Regions from separate parts of the Homo sapiens genome. Here region 2 is linked to region 1. Evidence: chromatin loops called from intact Hi-C (ENCODE). Cell type or tissue: Caco-2. All regions are shown on one strand. Links, peaks and the distances in the headings refer to the core of each region. The heading gives the core; the rest is flanking DNA.

What was found. Peaks named below come from ENCODE experiments on the same cell type or tissue, not always from the same donor. Only the 100,000 strongest peaks of a DNase experiment are listed, where the experiment ranks them.
Region 2: it touches region 1 in a loop (12-fold over the local background); 2 of 110 quality-filtered maps call a loop at or near these places.

What each region holds. Positions count from the first base shown.
Region 1 is chrX:2,965,896-2,971,279 of GRCh38, reverse strand. It overlaps a transcript of ARSL not described here. Among named protein-coding and RNA genes, the nearest start is that of ARSL, 4.2 kb to the right of the region's middle. RefSeq lists an enhancer at 5,241-5,300. In Caco-2, for the core only: no CTCF peak of the experiment used is centred there; a DNase peak (open chromatin) is centred at 3,079; H3K4me3 peaks cover 748 bases.
Region 2 is chrX:2,887,081-2,892,464 of GRCh38, reverse strand. No RefSeq gene overlaps it. Among named protein-coding and RNA genes, the nearest start is that of ARSD-AS1, 15 kb to the left of the region's middle. RefSeq lists enhancers at 1-650, 2,411-2,500, 2,169-2,760. In Caco-2, for the core only: a CTCF peak has its summit at 2,611 (motif pointing left); DNase peaks (open chromatin) are centred at 944 and 2,534; H3K4me3 peaks cover 1,455 bases.

The sequences.
Region 1 (5,384 bases), core at 74-5,073:
ACAATTCTTTTCTAGCTGTTTTGAAACATAAAACAAATCATTATTTTGTTTTGTTTTCATTTTAACTTTTGAGACAGGGTCATAGGCTGGACAAATCATTGTTCACTATAATTTCCCTACTGTACTATCAAATACTAGAACTTATCCCTTCTATCCAATGGTATTTTTGTAGCTCTTCACCGACTTCTCTTGATTTATGACATGCAATATAAGTGCAACATAAGAAATGTTTTGCTATTTAAAATTAGATGCATGCTGACATGCACATCTTCAGAATGGGTGAGGGATTAGGAGTCCAAAGAGATTAGAAAAGATTTGATACTTATGAGACACAATAGTAACAGCAACATTTTTATTAAAAAAAAAAATTATTAGAGACCAGGTCTCACTATGTTCCAAGGCTGGTTTCGAACTCCTAGGCTCAAGCAATCTTCTCACATCAGCCTCCCAAAGTTCTGGGATTACAGGCACGAGCCACTGCACCCACCTAACTTTTTGTTAAGTCAGGTTCTGTTCAAAGTAGATGATGATAGTTGAGATAAAAATAGCTTTTCATAGATTTTCTTAAAAATACATCACCGTATATAAGACATTTTCTCATGTGGACAAACCATCCATTTTACCCCCATGGGCGTTTCTTTTTCTTCATAATGTCAAAGCTGAAGCAACTAGTTTAGAAACATGGATTTCCAGATTGTCTTCTTGTATGCAACCCATATGAAAATGTTAAGTTATGTCTGAATATTTTCAAGTATTACCTGTGCAAGGAATATGGAAAATGGTGGCCAGGTAGAGAAGGAATTTGAGGTAGAGAAGGAATTCTGCCCAAAAGGAGTGGCTCCTTATGTCACCCTTTACAGTGACACTTTAAACCATAGCCCAGGATAAATAAATTCCAGCTAGAGTGGAATATGAAGTGGTTGTTTGGGAAAGATGGATGAAACCACCTTTACAGAATTATAAATAATGAGAGAAATCGAACATGACTGATTCCATGTTGCTTCTAACCTCACAGGCTACATTGTTGTTGTTCTTGTTGTTGTTGTTGTCTTGTATTTGTCTTGCTTCTTCTAGCATATGGTGCCCAAGATGACAATGAGACCACTTTAGTTCGTAGTTCAACTTGGAGTCAAGGGAAAGCGAACGTCCGCCTTGTTCAGAGACGAAAGCTCCGTGCAGAAGACAAGGTTAGGATGACGGTGGGGATCTGAACTTTGCTAAAGAATATGTATTGTTAGGATGGGCACAGTGGCTCATACCTGTAATCCCAGCATTCTGGGAGGCTGAAGCAGGAGGATTGCTTGAGGCCAGGAGTTAGCGATTAGAGGGGGCAACATAGCAAGACCCCATTTTTACAAAAAAAAAAAAAGCGATCCACCTGTGGTGGCGTGTGCTTGTGGTCCCAGCTATTCAGGGGGCTGAGGTGGGAGGATCATTTGAGTCAGGAGGTCGAGGCTGCAGTGACAGTGATTGTGCCACTGCACTGCAGTCTGGGTAACAGAGCGAACCCCTGTCTCAAAAAAAAAACAAAAAACAAAAAAAGAGTAAATGACTTTACTTGATGCTAAGAGAGTATCTCTTTTGGGATGCTAGTATTGGAAATGCAGCTGACAAGTACTGTTGTATAACGTTCGTGCTAAGAGTTTCAGGTGTGGAGCTTGATTCTGCTACCAGCTCTGAAGGACGTGGGAGTATGAGAAACAAATTGAAATGGCTCACCCAGCATGATCGTAATTAAGTGTTCTCCAGTCACCTGCAAAGTACGTCCTTAACACCAGTGTTTTCAACCGGAGTGATTCTGCCCCCCCGGGAGACATTGTGCCACGGCTGGAGATATTTCCGGTTGTCACAACTGGGGAGGAGGTGGTGATCACTACCTGCTTCTAGGGAGTGGAGCCCAGGGATTCTTTTCAACATTGTACAATGTACAGGACGGCCCCTACAATAAAGAATCATCCTCCTCAGAGGTCAATAGTAGGGTAGTGGCGTAACCATGCCTCATCCCAGAACATAGAAAGTCAGGCTGAAGTTCAGCCAACCTGGGAGTTCCAATTTGGATCCCGGTTTTATCTCCTTGATGTTCAACTTGTGCAAAAAATAACTGCATGAGTGTTGACAGCCTTCCCTCAAGAGCAACATAACCTAGTAGACTTGGCCTAGAGCGGTAGGTGTTCCTCAGCCCGTCGAGCCTATGCTTTGTTCTTTCTGATGTGTTAAACTCATGAAGAATGTAGGCAGCTGCAGATTTATAAGAGGGCTTATTTGGCAAGCGGGAGTCTCAAATCAAAACTCTGCAATGTTCAGGCTATAGAGACTATAAATGCATTAGGATGAATATTTTTGTGATTCAACACGTAGAAGTGTGCAGACAGCTCTTATTTGAAAAAAAAAAAAAGTCCTTGAAGTGATTCGTTTTACACCTAACGTTGCCTGCAATGTATGCTCTGCTTCAATATGAAAAAAGAAATGCGCTCCCTGGCAAATAGATGAGAAAACACATTGGTGCACAGAGCTAAACGGAAGTGATAGTGACAGAGTCACATAGGTGAGCAGCTATATACATATGGTAATAGTTGCGGCTGTGTACACACAGTCATAGTTGCAACTGTAACCTGAATTGTTTCCTGTCTTCTTTTTATGTTTGAGGCAAATAGCAAAAGGAAAGAAAAAGGCGTGAAATTGAAGGGCTACGGAGTGATGATTCAAGATGAGTTTTAAGAAAACCACTTTTCCACTTTGGGAAATGCACTCTGCCTACATCAAAAGCCCGAAGGGATTCCACCTTCCTGCCATTGAAAAACCCCGCGTTCAGCACCAGATGTCTGGGCTCCTTCCGCGAGAGTGAGGTTCTGCAAATAGAACAGAAGGTCTTTTGTGGACGCCTGAAAGACCCAGCAGTACATTCCTTGGGGACTTGCCTGATCTGTTTCTGGGACAACCTAACTTGGTTTCTGCGGAATTCCTGTTTTTGCTTTTCAGAGTGAATCAGCTACGCACATGCGTGAGCCAGCCGTTCAGTGCCGCCGAGACAGCCAGTGCGTGTCTGTTTTGGCAGGAAGAAGACGTTTCTTCCAAGGAGCAGCCTCCCCGCTACATCCAGCCAGTGTCGCCCTTACACAGCTGCATGTCAGGTAACTGGCCTTCCTGGGGCTTCTTCTTACAGGCCGGCTTTTGCACGTGCAGAGACGCTCCAGGGGATATTCTTTTATGCTAAACTGCGTCTTTTCAAACAAGTCCCTGTCAATGTTTTAAAAGTAATTTGCTTTCAAAAAATAATAATAATCATCAGTGAAAATCTCAAGTACAGATTTTACATGGGAGATTTCCAAACGTAATGCGTAAAAAAAAAGCAACGAGGGAAGATGCACCAAATGGGAGACATTGCATCCACACTAGATTCTTATCTTAGAGATGCTGAAGGCACGTGCACTGAACATCGAAGAGACACCGGAGGTGAAAAGCGAAACTGGGTTTGGGAACAGGGCCCAGGCGAAGCGTTGAACACAGGCTCGCAGCCCGGGGCTGAAGCTCAGGGCGGGAAAGGAGGGCTGGGATTCCTTCTCCCCGGAAGAGAATCAAAGGCTATATTGTCAGTCTTGCATGGGTGTTTCCTCGTCTGCTTCTTTTATCTTTATTTCTATTGCATTGTATTATATTTTACTGTATTCTATATTTTATTATTTTGTTTTATTTTAAATTCAGACAGGATCTTGCCGTGTTGTCCAGGCTGGTCTCAAACTCCTGGCCTCAAGTGATCTTCCCATCTCGGCCTCCCAAAGGCCAGAGTGTGCCAGCTGGGATTACAAGTGTGAGCCACCGCGCCCAGCCTCTTGTCTCTTTCTAAAGATACCTTGTGTCTTTAGAATAAAAAAGTAGAAAGTTTTATTCAGTAGTAAAAATTAAATCTGGACCAAAATGTTTAACATTCCAAGGGTTAAAGTGCAGAGTTCTTTGGAAAAGAAAAATCTGCTTTTATTGTGTCACTAAATACATAAATACATCAGTTCAGAGGTAGGCCACAGACTTGATATCTAACCGTACGTCATATGACTGTTCAAACATGTTTGAGGGTCCTATATTTAGACACCAATATAACCAGCCCGATAAAACAAACACAACCAGTCATGTTCCCCAGGCAAGTCAGAAGCAGCCCATAATATGCTTTTTCCTTGAAAAATCATGTACATATATATGTTATATGCATATATGTACTTGTTTTATATGTATATATGTACTATACATACACACATAAACATTTTTACTTTAAAAAGTACATATATTAACGTTACATGTATATACGTACATGTTTTATAGGTATATATGTTATGTATACATATATGTATGTATATATACATGCATGTACATGTATACATTATATACATATAAGCATACATATATGAACACATAAACATGTATGTAGATGTCTATAGGTACATGTTTATATGTTATATGTTTATATTTATACGTGCATATTATAACATGTATTTATATGTAGATGTGTACGTATATGTACATGTTTTATGTATCTATACATATATGTACATATATATTTTAAAGTATATATTATTTTTGTAAAGAAAAGCATGCATATTTTAATAAAGAAAAATTATGCTTTATTATATATTTATATATTATATTTATATATTTTATTGTTTTGTTTTTTTTTTCTAGAGATAGGCTCTCACTTTGTTGCTCAGACTTAACTTGAACTCCTGGGCTCAAGCAATCCTCCCACCTCGGCCTCCCTAAGTGCTGGGATTATAGGCGTGAGCCACCACACCCAGCCTTATTTACATATTTTATGTGATACATTTATACTATGTATGATGTACAAAAGTTATACTATATTATATATAATAATTATGAATATATAAATTAAAATATAGGTGAAAATATTCCTTTAGGCCCCCTACGAGGAAATGACTTAAGATTTGTTGCCAAAAATCACAAAGTGAAAGCAATTACCATTAGGGCACACACCTGTGGCAGGAAAAGAAAACATTTCTGACACCCCTCCTAATACTCGTTTTGAGACATGCCACCAAAACCGTCCACTTGTAAAAATGAGTCAGGCTGGAGTGTGCCAGCGTGTCAGCTCCTCATCCCAGAAGTAGGGTGGTTTCCACCCCCACATAAGGAGGAAGTGAGATCAGGTAGGCTATGTGACTTCTCACAGACCCAGCATGTGGCTGCATATGAAGTTGCGAAGAGACAGCAGGTGGAACTCTATGAAACCCCGTCCTTGTAGGTCAAGGATGGTTGAATAATAGGGACCATTGCGTAGGGTTCCATTCTACAGAGTAACTTCCCAGCAATGATCATGCAGTGCCTCAGAAACTGCTTCCTGCCCTCTTGGTCTTGTCTTGTCTTTTCTTTTTTGAGAC
Region 2 (5,384 bases), core at 102-5,101, 79 kb after region 1:
TGCAGTGGCACAATCTCAGTTCACTGCAACCTCCGCCTCCTGGATTCAAGCGATTCTCCTGCCTCAGCCTCCCAATTAGCTGGGATTACAGGTGTGTGCTACCATGCCTGTTTTTGTATTTTTTGTAGAGATGTGGTTTCACTATATGTTGGCCAGGCTGGTCTTGAACTCCTGACCTCAGGTGATCCAGCTGCCTTGGCCTCCCAAAGTGCTGGGATTACAGGTGTGAGCCACCTGCTGTGCCTGGCCTGGGGTCCCTTTTATAAGGACACTTATCCCATTGATGAGTCTAGACCCCTAATTGTTTCCTAAAAGCACCATCTCCTAATACTATTGTCTTGGGGATTAAGTTTCAACACATGAATGTTCAAGGCACACAATGTTCAAGGCAAGCATTGAGACCATAGCAACAGCAAAATCCACAACACTGCCAAAGAATGCCCAAACAGCTGCCATTGTCTTCTACAAGACTCTACGCAACCTCCTAAAAGGCAGAATGCCTATACTGGCCTCTGCCAGCCATCAACAAGATTCCCGCTTTCCAGGCTCTCTGCCGACTCTATCCTATGAATTCTGGCTGGCCTTTGACCCTTCACTTCCCCAATGGACTCCCCTCTGAGAGAAGAAATCCATTTGAATGCAAGATCACTGACCAGTGTACAAAATGACAAATAAGATATCTCAGTGTTCTTGGACAGAGGCCAAGTCACCAAGTCACATGACCCGAACTGGGGTAGAAGACAGTAATGAAGGAAGGAAAGAGAGGTTCAGAATAGCCCATGAGCTGGATGAGCCCTCCTGAAGCTATTTCAATCTTGCTGTCAGAGGCTTTCGAATGAGAGCCACTCCATCTTGAATAGGGCCTGGGTAAAATGAGGCTGAGACCTGCTGAGCTGCATTCCCAGGAGGTGTGGCATTCTAAGTCACAGGATGAGATAGGAGGTCAGCTCAAGATACAGGACATAAAGACCTTACTGATAAAACAGCTTGCATGAAAGAACCTGGCCAGAACCCACCAAAACCAAGAGGTGACAAATGTGACCTCTGGCTGTCCTCACAGCTCATTATATGCTAATTATAAAGCACAGAATACTAAGAGACACTCCCACCAGCGCCATGACAGTTTACAAATGTCATGGGAATGTCAGGAGATTACCCTATATGGTCTAAAAGGGGAGGAACCCTCAGTTCTGGGAATTGCGCACCCCTTTCCCAGAAAACTCAAGAATAATCCAACCCCTGTTTAGCATCTAATCAAGAAATAACCATTAAAAAAGGCAACCAACAGCCCATGCTGCTGCTCTGTCTATGGAGTGGCCATGCTTTTATTCCTCTACTTTCTTGATAAACTTGCTTTCACTTTACTCTATGGATTCGCCCCGAATTCTTTCTTGCCGCAAGATCCAAGTGTAATGCCCAACCTGGTTTTTACTAACCTGTTTTTAGACTCTCCCTTTTCCTCTACTCACCTAGCCTTCTTTCCACCTGAATGGACTCTCCCTTAGCTAAGAGAGCCAGCCAGACTCCACCTTGGCTCTTTCACTGGCAGCCCCTTCCTCAAGGACTGAACTCGTGCAGGCTGACTCCCAGCACATCCAAGAATGCAGTTAACTGATAAGATACTGTGGCGAGCTACATCCGCAGTTCCCGGGAATTCGTCTGATTAGTAACGCCCAAAGCCTCGCGTCTATAATAGTCTTAAAGCCCCTGCACCTGGAACTGTTTACTTTCCTGCAACCATTTATCCTTTTAACTTTTTGCCTACTTTACTTCTGTAAAATGGTTTTCACTAGACCCCCCGCCCTCCCCTTCCTAAACCAAGATCTAAAAGTTAATCAAGCCCCTTCCTCGGGGCCGAGAGAATTTTGAGCGTTAGCCGTCTCTCGGTCGCCGGCTAATAAAGGACTCTTAAATCGTCTCAAAGTGTGGCGTTTTTCTAACTCGCTCGGGTACAACACAAGAACCCTCTCTTGGAATCTAGATAGGGACCCGTCTCCAGTAACATTGCCATTTTAATTTTTCACCCCTGGGTTTTGTCCCATCAGGGTCCATCCATTGGGTTATAAAATCTTTACAAGGAGAAATTCCTGTGAAGTCATTTTCCTGCAGAGCCGAGAGTTAGGGCACTGTGAGAAGTGCAGCAGGTCCTGGAGAGCATTCGTGGGAGAAGGGAAGCAGCAAGTGGTGCAGGAGGAGAAGGGGAGGAAAGGAAGAACCGCGAATGCGCCTGATTGGTGAGAACAAGATTTGGGGGTGCTTCTCCCATGGGGAAGACTTCTTGGTTTTAGCTTTCAAGAGCTCCTCATTGGAATTGGACAAGATGATGCCGATAAAGAGTAAAACTCTAAAATATTTGAAGAGATTTATTCTGAGCCAAATGTGAGTGAGCACGGCCTGTGACACTATCAGAGGCACTGGAGGCAGAGCCACTCCATCTTGAATAGGGGCTGGGTAACATGAGGCTGAGACCTGCTGGGCTGCATTCCCAGGAGGTGTGTGAGGCATTCATAGTCACAGGATGAGACGGGAGGTCGGCACAAAGCCCTCGGTGATAAAACAGGTTGCAGTACAGAAACCGGCGAGATCCCACCCAAACCAAGATGGTGACAAGAGTGACCTCTGGTGGTCTTCACTGCTACACTCCCACCAGCGCTGTGACAGTTTACAAATGCCATGGGAACGTCAGGAAGTCTCCCTGTATGGTCTAAAAAGGGAAAGAATGAATAATCCACCCCTTGTTTAGCATATCATCAAGAAATAACCATAAAAATGGGAAACCAGGAGACCTCGGGGCTGCTCTGTCTATGGAAGAGCCATTCGTGTATTCCTTTTCTTTCTTAAAAAACTTGCTTTCACTTTATGAACTCACTCAGAATTCCTTCCTGCACGAGCTCCAAGGACCCTCTCTTGGGGTCTGGATCTGGACTCCTTTCCAGTAACACAGCTATTAACATTAAAGTGTTAATTGACTGCAAATGCCAGGGAAAAGAGATGAAATGGTGAAGTATGAAGTATGACCTTCCGGGAGCCTCCACCAGAAAAGGAAGAAAGTCTCAGACCGGCATTCGTACAATCCCTAAACACACCGCACATGCTCACTTTCCAAGGGTAAGGAGGGCACTGCTTATGTGGGCAGCCCACCCCAAGGGAAGAATCATGGGTAAGAAAGAGGCCAGCACGTAAACTCCCAGGATCAAGGTTAGACTCCCTCGCTCTCGCTCTCTTTGACCTTCAGGCATGCACTTGCATCTCTTCCAGGAGTACCTTCCTTTCCTCCTGTTCTAAGGCTTTTTAAAATAAACTTCCACTCCTGCTTTGAAACTTGCCTTGGTCTCTTTTTCTGCCTTACGCCCTCAGTCAAATTCTTTCTTCCAAGGAGGCAAGTATTGAAATTGCCGCAGACCCCTACAGATTCGCCACTGGTAACTCAGGGTAACTCGGATCTCCCCACTGCTATCAGGCACAGAGTTTCAGTTTTGCAAGATGAAAAAGTTTTGGAGACCCATGCACAGCAATGTGATTAGACTTAACTCTACTGAACTCTTAACTCTACTCCCCCCCTTTTTTAAATTTTGGTATTTTTTTTGTAGAGACGAGGTTTCATCATGTTGCACAGGCTCATCTCCATCTCCTGAGCTCAAGAGATCCACTCACCGTGGCCTCCCAAAGTGCTGAGATTACAGGCATGAGCCACCGCAGCTGGCCTGAACTGTACTCTTGAAAATGGTTAAGATAATAAATTTAATGTTTTGTGTTTGCACTACAATAAAACATAGAGAGACCCCAGTTTATGTTGCTTCAACTCTTGCCTCCTTTTCCTATATTTTTCTCTTCCGTTTTCTCCTCTCCTCCCTTTTTGTTACCCCCACTTTCCCCTGAACCTTGACATATTGCAAAGCCTTGCAAAATAAACTGTTCTGAGAGTTGCTGAAAAGGGATTGCACCCATAATACCATGAAAGAGGTATTGAAACCACAGCAACGACAGTCTCCAATGGACACGATGCCAGGTTTTGCAACAGCTGAAGATGAAGAAAAGTGTAATTTGTTTTTTGGTTTTTGTTTTTTTTTTTGAAACAGAGTCTTGCTCTGTTGCGCAGGCTGGAGTGCAGTGACACGATCTCGGCTTACTGCAACCTCCGCCTCCAAGGTTCAAGCGATTCTCCTGCCTCAGCCTCCTAAATAGCTGGGATTACAGGAGCACACCACCACGCCTGGCTAGGTTTCATATTTTTAGTAGAGATGGGGTTTTGCCATGTTGTCAGGTTGGTCTCGAACTCCTGACCTGAAGTGATCCACCCGCCTCGGCCCTTCAAAGTGCTGGGATTACCAGCGAGAACCACTGCGCCTGGCCAGAAAAGTGAAATTTGGGCCAGTCCTCAAAAACATGTACCCCTCTCTCCTCATCTTACAAAACTCAGATCCTGCTGTGCCACAGTGAATCAATTATCTGTGCACAGGGGCCGTCTGGTGAGGATCTGCTGAATAAAAGCCCTTAGCTGTATTCAAGTCATTTCTTTTCCTTGACCACCTGTTCAAGCAGAATTAATGAACAGGCGTCTACCATGTTTACTAATATTTCTAAGTTTTTTTTTTTTTGAGACAGGGTCTTGCTCTGTTGCGTAGGCTGGCTAAATTTGTAAACGTCATACACAGTCATAAACATTTTTTATCTTAATGGTAATTTTTTCTTCTTCTTCTTTTTTTGAGACATAGTCTCACTATATCACCCAAGCTGGAGTGCAGTGGCGTGATCTTGGCTCACTGCAGCCTCCACCTCCTGGGCTCAAGCAATATAATTTTTAAAACCCAAGTTATTGGCAGTATCTCTAAAGATCTCAATAAGGCCAGGGACGATGGCTCACACCTGTAATCCCAGCACTTTGGGAGGTAGAGGTGGGCAGATCGCTTGAGTCCAGGAGTTCGAGACCAGCCTGGGCAACATGGCGAAATCTGTCTCTACTGAAAAAAAAAAAAAAAAATTACCTGCGCATGGTGGTGCAAGTCTGTCGTCCCAGGTACTAGGGGGACTGAGGCAAGAGGATGACTTGAGCCTGGGAGGTCAAGACTGCTGTGAGCCCTGACGGTGCCGCTGCACTCCAGCCTAAGCAACACGGTAAGACCCTGTCTCAAAAACAAGATTTCAATCGGATGTTGACAATGAGAGCAGCAGCTCATGCTTTCATGCTTAATTGTTCCCACAGACTGTGCTAAGAGCTTTATGTTTATTGTCTCGTTTTATCCTCAGAAAATTCCCATGAGCATGTGGTATTGTAATCCCTCTTTTATAGATAAGGAGAGAAGATGTGGGGCTTAGCGTTCATTTGTTACAAAGATGTTTTTAAACTACTGGCTGCGTTTCCCTGAGGAGGTGTGAAGTCAATT